3 separate regions of the Homo sapiens genome follow, and regions 2 and 3 are each linked to region 1. Evidence: chromatin loops called from intact Hi-C (ENCODE). Cell type or tissue: Calu3. All regions are shown on one strand.

Region 1 (2,500 bases):
CACAGGATCCACCACTGGACCGGGATCCTTTACTGAAGCTGGAGCCTCATTATGAAAGAGCTACTTGGCCGGGCACGGTGGCTCACGCCTGTAATCCCAACACTTTGGGAGGCCGAGGCAGGTGGATCACGAGTTCAGGAGAGCGAGACCATCCTGGCTAACACGGTGAAACCCCGTCTCTACTAAAAATACAAAAAAAATTAGCCGGGCATCGTGGGGGGCTCCTGTAGTCCCAGCTACTCGGGAGGCCGAGGCAGGAGAATGGCGTGAATCCAGTAAGCGGAGCTTGCAGTGAGCCCAGATCGCGCCACTGCACTCCAGCCTGGGCGAAAGAGCGAGACTCTGTCTCAAAAAAAAAAAAAAAAAAAAAAAAAAAAAAAAAAAAAGAGCTAATTGATGGTACCTGGGTGCCCAAACCTCTACTGTTGCTATCGTTTCTCCATGTCTGAGTACGTCCCACAAGGAGCAGTAGCAAAAGCTGGTCTTTCAGGGGCTCATCAAACACACTCAGACGTTTCAAATGTCCCAAGATCGGCAGCTTTGATCCTGAATGTTCTTCCCTTGATTAAAACAACAACAACAACAACAACAACAAAATGAAACAATAAAAATTTAAAGAGAAATTTAGGCCGTGCATTTCTAAGAATTTACACTTAGTTCATTAAATCTATTGTTTTCTCAGTTGTTTGAAGTCCAACAAGACTAATGAGCCTTTTTTTCCAAATGTCTTTAAAAATCCTTTTTTCTTACAAGGCCATTTAGAGGCTTTGAACGTTGTTCCAAGGGTAATAATATTAGTATTAATAATAAATTATTCCAAACTCCCAACCCCTGCAGGTTCAGAATTTACTTAATACTCTGAACCCAAGGAATTTAAATTATTACCAGAATTTATTACCTTTTGTTTATGGGGCTTTCCAAACAGGAGAAAGAAACCACGTGGAGGTTCACTAGAGTGCATTGTGTGGTTCGCTTTGCGGTAATGCATATAACCCAGAAGACTTCCAGAACCTTCTCAGCTTGAACCTTCAAAGCCTCCCTAATTTGGTGGAATCAGCATGGTTATGTTGAGATTGTACTGAGGGTACTGACTTTTCAGCCTGGACAATTTTTGGCTGATGGACCAGAGCAAGAGCCCTCGTAGGATTCTCCCATAGGACATACAATCTATGTTACATAAGATGGATGATATATTGTTAGGTGGCTATGGGGTGGAAAGAGAACAATTTTTCTCTGGGGTGTGTGCAAAGGAACTGACTGCCTTGCTGCCCCTTGAACTCTCTACCTTGTCATCTGAGGACCTCTGGTGGTGGAAATTTTCCCAGCGTGTGTGAATTGATGTTTCTGTGCCAAGCCATCCAACCCTGTTACATTTTCCTACATTCCTTTCCTCCTATTTTGTCATTCACATTAAGCAAGGAGCAACAATCAGTTGCAAATACCCAGAATAAAGTGGTGGATGTGCCTGACCAGACTGCCATTTCACAAAAGTTACCTGCTACCTTCTCTTCCAGTGAACTTCTGATACATTTCCTGCAGCAAGAGAAGGCAGCCAACATGAAGGAAAATGTGGCATCTGCAACCGTTTTCACTCTGCTACTTTTTCTCAACACCTGCCTTCTGAATGGTAAGTAAGAGGCTATCACGCTCTCTTTCATTGCCTGGGGTGTTTGTCAACAGGGTGGAGAGTCCATGCAGTCTTCTTGCAATGCCATTATGAAAAATGAAAATGCTGTGTTATGTGCTGCTGTTAAATTATTTGCAATATTTTGCATTAAAGTTAATGCAGAAAAATTAATGCAATTAATGCAAAATCTTGTCACTGTGCTCTCTGCCTTTTGTCCTCATTTCAGGAGTGTAATGAAACAGCTCTGAAGAAGACAGGACCTGAGTTCTAATCCAGGTCCTGCCAGTTTCTAGCTGTGTGACCTAGAGCCAATTACCTAACTCTCTGGGTTTCCAAATTCTCAAAGTGAGGACAGTGATGTTTCCTCTACTGCAGATGAAATAATGTATATGAAAACTCTTTAAAAAACCATAATGGGATATAAGAGGTTGCTGTTACATGGCGGGAAGCAGGTACAGCCGACTCTATTATCTGTGCTAACAGGAGAAATGAAGTCCACAGCTAAATGAGAGGGTGGGTGCCTGTGACTATACACTTCTGTATGTCAACCCATGTGCATTTCTGGGTGTGCAGACTTCTATATGTACCTGTGTATATATTAACTTTTCTATATGGACCTGATTTCAAATGTCTCTCTGTCTGAACCTGTATGTATATACTTTTATGTATGTCTGTGTGTGTTCTGTGTATATCCGTATGTGCACACTTCTCTGCAGGTACCTGTGTGCATACAAGTATGTACTTCCATGAGTATGCACCTGTGTATATTTTTGTGTGTGTGTGTGGTGTGTGTACTTTTGATGCGGGCTCTGTGTGGGCATCTACATACCTGTATATGTGGTTCCTGTGTGGTTTTCTCCGTGTTTCTGTGCA
Region 2 (2,500 bases), 510 kb before region 1:
GGAACACCAGTGATTTTTAGTTTTGGTTGTTTAACATAATCCCAAACTTCTTGGAGGCTTTGTTCATTTTTTAAATTCTTTTTCCTTTGTGTTTGTCTGATTGGGTTAATTTGAAAGCCTTATCTTTGAGTTCTGAAGTTCCTTCTACTTGTTCAATTCTACTGTTGAAACTTTCCAGTCTATTTTGCATTTCTCTAAGTGTATCTTTCATTTCCAGAAGTTGTGATTGTTTTTAATTTTTGATATCAATTTCTCTGGAGAAGTTTTCATCCATATCCTGTATTTTTTTAAATATTTTAAGTTGGTTTTCGCCTTTCTCTGGTATCCCCTTGAGTAGCTGAATAATCAACCTTCTGAATCCTTTATCTGTCAATTCAGAGATCTTCTTGGTTTGGATCCATTGCTGGGGAGCTAGTGTGATCATTTAGGGGTGTTATAGAACCCTGTTTTGTCATGTTACCAGAATTATTTTTCTGGTTCTTTCTCATTTGGACAGACTATTTCAGTGATAAGGTCTGAAACTCAAGCCCTGCTGTTCAGATTCTTTTGTTTTACAGGATGATCTCTTGATGTAGTCTCTTCCCTTCCCCTAAGGATGAGGCTTCCTGAGAGCTGAACTGCTGTAATTGTTATTGCTCTTCTGGGTCTAGCCACCAACCTGGACTCCCAGGCTCCCCTTGTTGATGGTGGGGACTGTCTGCAAAGTGTCCTGTGATGTAATCTGTCTTCAGGTCTCACAGCCTGGATACCAGCACCTGCTCTGGTGGAGGTTAGAGGGGAGTGAAGTAGACTCTGAGAGTCTTTGGTTTTTGTATTAGCCATTTTCATCCTGTTGATAAAGACATACCCAAGACTGGGCATTTTACAAAAGAAAGAGGTTTAATGGACTTACAGTTCCACATGGCTGAGGAGGCCTCACAATCATGGTGGAAGGTGAAAGTCACATCTCACATGGTGGCAGACAAGATAAAAGAGCTTGTGCAGGGAAACTACACTATATAAAACCAACAGATCTTGTGAGACTTATTCACTGTCATGAGAACAGCACAGGAAAGACCTGCCCCATTATTCAATTACCTCCCACCAGGTCCCTCCCACGACAAGGCGGAATTCAAGGTGAGATTTGGGTGGGAACATAACCAAACCATATCAGTTGTAGATATGTTTCGTGTTCTAGCTTTCTCAAATGCTGGTTATGTGAGCAGTGAAGTTGTCATGTGGGCATACTCGGAACCTCTGGTTAGCCAAGATATTGCAAGCAGTAGAATTAGCTCTTGTTTCCTTCTTCCTGGGATCATGGTTATTCTGTAATGAATTTCTGTAATGTTCTGAGCTGGTTGGCCTCCAGCCAGGAGGTGGCACTTTCAAGAGAGCACACCAGCTGCAGTAGTAGCAGGGATATCTAAACTTGCCCTAAGTTGGCCAAGGTAAGTATTTTGTTTTCTCAGGCAATAGGTGGGGCTATAAGCCTTCCAAAAGTTTCTGTCTTTTATGTTCAGCTACCAGGGTGGGTAAAGAAATGCCACCAGGTGGGGGCAGGGTTAGGTGGGTCTGGCCTCAGATTCTTCTTGGGCAGGGCTTGCTGTGGCCACTGAGGGGGAAGGGGAGGTGGTTCTCAGGTTAATGGGGTTATTTTCCAGAGGGGATTATGGCTGCCTCTGCTATGTTATATAGTTCACCAGGGAAGTGGTGGATAACTGGTAGTGAGAGGCCTCACCTAGGTCCTAGGCAGTTGGCAAGGCTCATGTCACTTTTGCAGTGCCCTGCTCAGACCTTGCCCCAGACCCTGAGCTTCCCCACTGAGAAAGCAAGCACAGCTTCCAAACATCGCCCATCCCCATCTGCCCACACTGTCATTGGTGGCTCCTGTGCTTGTATCTGCAGCAGTTCACGTATGACCTCCAGATTCTGCTCAAGAAAATTTGTACCCTGTCAAAACTATTACTAATTTCAGTTGGAAGCTTCTTTAATCCTGCGACTCCTCCCTGATTCTGCTGGCTGTCTCCCTCGAGGGCCCCTGTGAGATACAGTCAGGGATGGCTTCCCTGGGCTCAGGCTGGAGACTGGGAGCACCTACAAGGCTCTTTCCACTGCTGCTTCTACTTTTATATTATGCACGGCTCTCTAAATCTGTTTCAGCTCTAAGTAAGGTTAAATCCTTCTCCCATAATCTGGATTTTCAGATTCCCCAGTGGGGATATGTGTTCAGTGGCAGGTTTCCCCCTCTCACTTTGGGAACTCACAGTTTTTTCTGTCTCACAGAATTTGCAACAGCATGCCACTTCTTTCAAAGGATCTATGAATTATTTTGATTTTCCTGGTATGTTCCTGCAGAGGTTCTTGGAGCAAAAGTTCATAGTGCGAGTCTCCACACACTGTTCTGCCCATCCAAGTGGCAGCTGCACATTAGCCCTGTGTCCTATCTGCCATCTTGTCCTCAATTTCTAATATTAAAATTATGTAAGATTATTAGAGATCCTAACACTTAACTCTCAGTACT
Region 3 (2,500 bases), 93 kb before region 1:
TTGTTTTTTGTTTGTTTCTTTCTTTTGTTTTATAAGATGGAGTCTCACTCTGTCGCCTAGGCTGGAGTGCAGTGGCTCAATCTCGGCTCACTGCTGCAACCTCTTCCTCCCGGGATCAAGCAATTCTCCTGCCTCAGCCTACCGAGTAGCTGGGGCTACAGGGGCATGCCACCACACCTGGCTAATGTTTTGTATTTTAGTAGAAATGGGGTTTCACCGTGTTGCCCAGGCTGGTCTCAAACTCCTGAGCTCAGGCAATCCTCCCACCTCAGCCTCCCAGAGTGCTAGGATTACAGACGTGAGCCACCGTGCCTGGCCAGTTTTTATCTTGAAAGCTTAAGGGTCTCCCACTTAAATTCAAATACTCTTCTGAGGATAACCTTTTAATCAGCCAACTATCATGAATCTCAATTATCAGGAATTCCAGTTATTCCAATTATCAGGAATTCTTTATATCATCCCAGGAATCTAAAAGAGCAAGGTCTTATAGGTAAGGGCAAACTTTCTGATGCCTTGGAATTCAGACCCTAAGTAGAGATGGTCATTTGACATCTAGTCTGATCGACTGTAGAGTTACTTCTATACAAATAAATTCAAGTTATCACAGGGTTTCTTTCAGTTGGGGACAATACTTTGAAAACTTTTAGGCTCTGAATGAATAACTTGGCAAAAGAAAATGTTAGGGTCCTTCAAATACCATACTTGTTGTGGTTTTCTCACAGATACACCAGTCTATAACCCTGAGGTTTCAACACTCCACTCAGTTGTGGGCTTTTTATCTAAATCAAAACTATCACATGCCCACATGTGCATCTGCAGCCAACCACAAATGATCTAACAGGACCAGATTTCACTGGAGCTCTGTGACCCTTCTCCCAGTGTGAACTGAAGGGAAAAAAACCTGGAGCCTAAGGGACTCCCTTTTCCGTGTCCTGAAGACCACTGGCTTTGGTTAAGCCAATATGATGGGCTCATTGAGAGAGAGACTCAGGACCTCGGATCATGCCACACTCTCTGGCCCCAGAAGGCATACCACAGGCTGCCAGCTTTGTTGGAGAACCTGAGACTTAAGGCCAGGATATATCAAGAGCCCTGTACCCAGTTCTGTGATGTCTTAATACCTTTGACAAGAGACATTGGCAACTCACTGGGTGTCCATTGGGGGGCGACAAGGAAACAGACTGATGAAACCAGAGAATGTGACAACTAATTACATGTTGTTTCCTGTAGAAGAGAAATTCTCAGAGGAACGTGGTGACTGTCTGTTCTTTAATGGACTGTCATATGAAAGCAGGAGAAGGAGATTCTTCCTTACTCCAAATGACAAAACTAGGAGCAGTGAAATGAGCTTATAAGGTGGCCGGGTTTTTCTAGCAATTGGAGCTCTCTGCAGTGAGTGGACACTTGGCAGGGTAGTGCCTACTCCGCATTTGATGTGTTCACACCACGGCTAGAAGTAGGTGTCGCAACTTCCAGTTGAAGAGGGAATTCTTTTCCTTGGGTGGGAGAGGGGCTAGAGAACGTCTCAGGTTGTTGCTAACTATGAGCATGGTTTTATAATTGTTTAAAAGTGGGTAAACAAGAAGAGTGTGTTTATGGTGTCTGTATTCCACAAACTATTATTTCCCACATTAACTGTTTCATATATGGAAAATCTGAGAAACAGGAATGCTAACAAGGTTGCAGTATAATTTAAAAATACTTCTGAGAGATCATTGTATCCCAAAGGCAGTGCCCAGTGAGGTTAAGAGCGTGGTTTGTGGAATCTGAGCCCACAGGGGTTTAAATCCTGCCTCTGCCCTTCTTAGATTCTGTGAACTTGGACAGATTCCCTCACTTATTTAAGACTTCACTTTTCAGCCCTTGAGATCCCACCTGCTCAATTATCTAAATGAAATCTATCACTGTGGAAACAGCAAAGGCCTCCTGCTGTTGAGCAAAATGTTTTCCAGTCCTTTGTTTCTGTGTGAAATAAAGCAGCTCCATCCCAGTGCTAAATGATCAACTGCATATGACAGAATGAGCTTATTTCATGCTCCCAGTAAATACAAGACCATAGACTACTCTGGATGGTAGTTTAAGTTTAAGATGAAATTGCTTCTTCTGATTGCCTTCTTCTTTATTGCTTCTTTCTCTGTTGTTCCTTCCTTCTCTTGTTTATAACACTAACAGTCAAATCTATCTGTGTGGAAATCTATCTGCTATATAGAACGCTACATCACAATTTACAGAGGGGAAAATATTTTTGTCGGCAGTAACATTTCACTGGAAGAGGCACTATTTGGCCACCTAACTCTGGGATTTAGGCTCAGGTAGAATCAGTGCCTCAGTTTCTTTAGGTCAGCCATTATGAGTTGTTCCTTATTTGACCTAGCACATATATAGATGGTGGTTAAATTTAGCAAAATTCTCTTCACAAAGGTTTCATTTGTCTGGAAGACTCTAAGTACTGATCTGGTCAGAGTACCATCAAAGCCCCTTGTTTGTCATGAGACCGTGG

Evidence for each region. Hi-C counts contacts between places; a loop is a spot of excess contacts. Peaks named below come from ENCODE experiments on the same cell type or tissue, not always from the same donor. Only the 100,000 strongest peaks of a DNase experiment are listed, where the experiment ranks them.
Region 2: a loop joins it to region 1, with 21 times the contacts of the local background. A loop is called at or near these places in 8 of 110 quality-filtered maps.
Region 3: it touches region 1 in a loop (7-fold over the local background); 42 of 110 quality-filtered maps call a loop at or near these places.

What each region holds. Positions count from the first base shown.
Region 1 is chr5:35,088,678-35,091,177 of GRCh38, reverse strand. PRLR (prolactin receptor) reads left to right here. Exons shown (of 10, transcript NM_000949.7): 3 at 1,515-1,627. The coding sequence starts at 1,558. Among named protein-coding and RNA genes, the nearest start is that of AGXT2, 42 kb to the right of the region's middle. RefSeq lists an enhancer at 1,205-1,706. In Calu3, CTCF peaks have their summits at 1,090 and 1,303; a DNase peak (open chromatin) is centred at 1,307.
Region 2 is chr5:35,598,121-35,600,620 of GRCh38, reverse strand. No RefSeq gene overlaps it. Among named protein-coding and RNA genes, the nearest start is that of SPEF2, 18 kb to the left of the region's middle. In Calu3, no CTCF peak of the experiment used is centred here; a DNase peak (open chromatin) is centred at 1,460.
Region 3 is chr5:35,182,050-35,184,549 of GRCh38, reverse strand. All of the region lies in intron 1 of PRLR (prolactin receptor), which reads left to right. Among named protein-coding and RNA genes, the nearest start is that of PRLR, 47 kb to the left of the region's middle. In Calu3, no CTCF peak of the experiment used is centred here; a DNase peak (open chromatin) is centred at 1,149.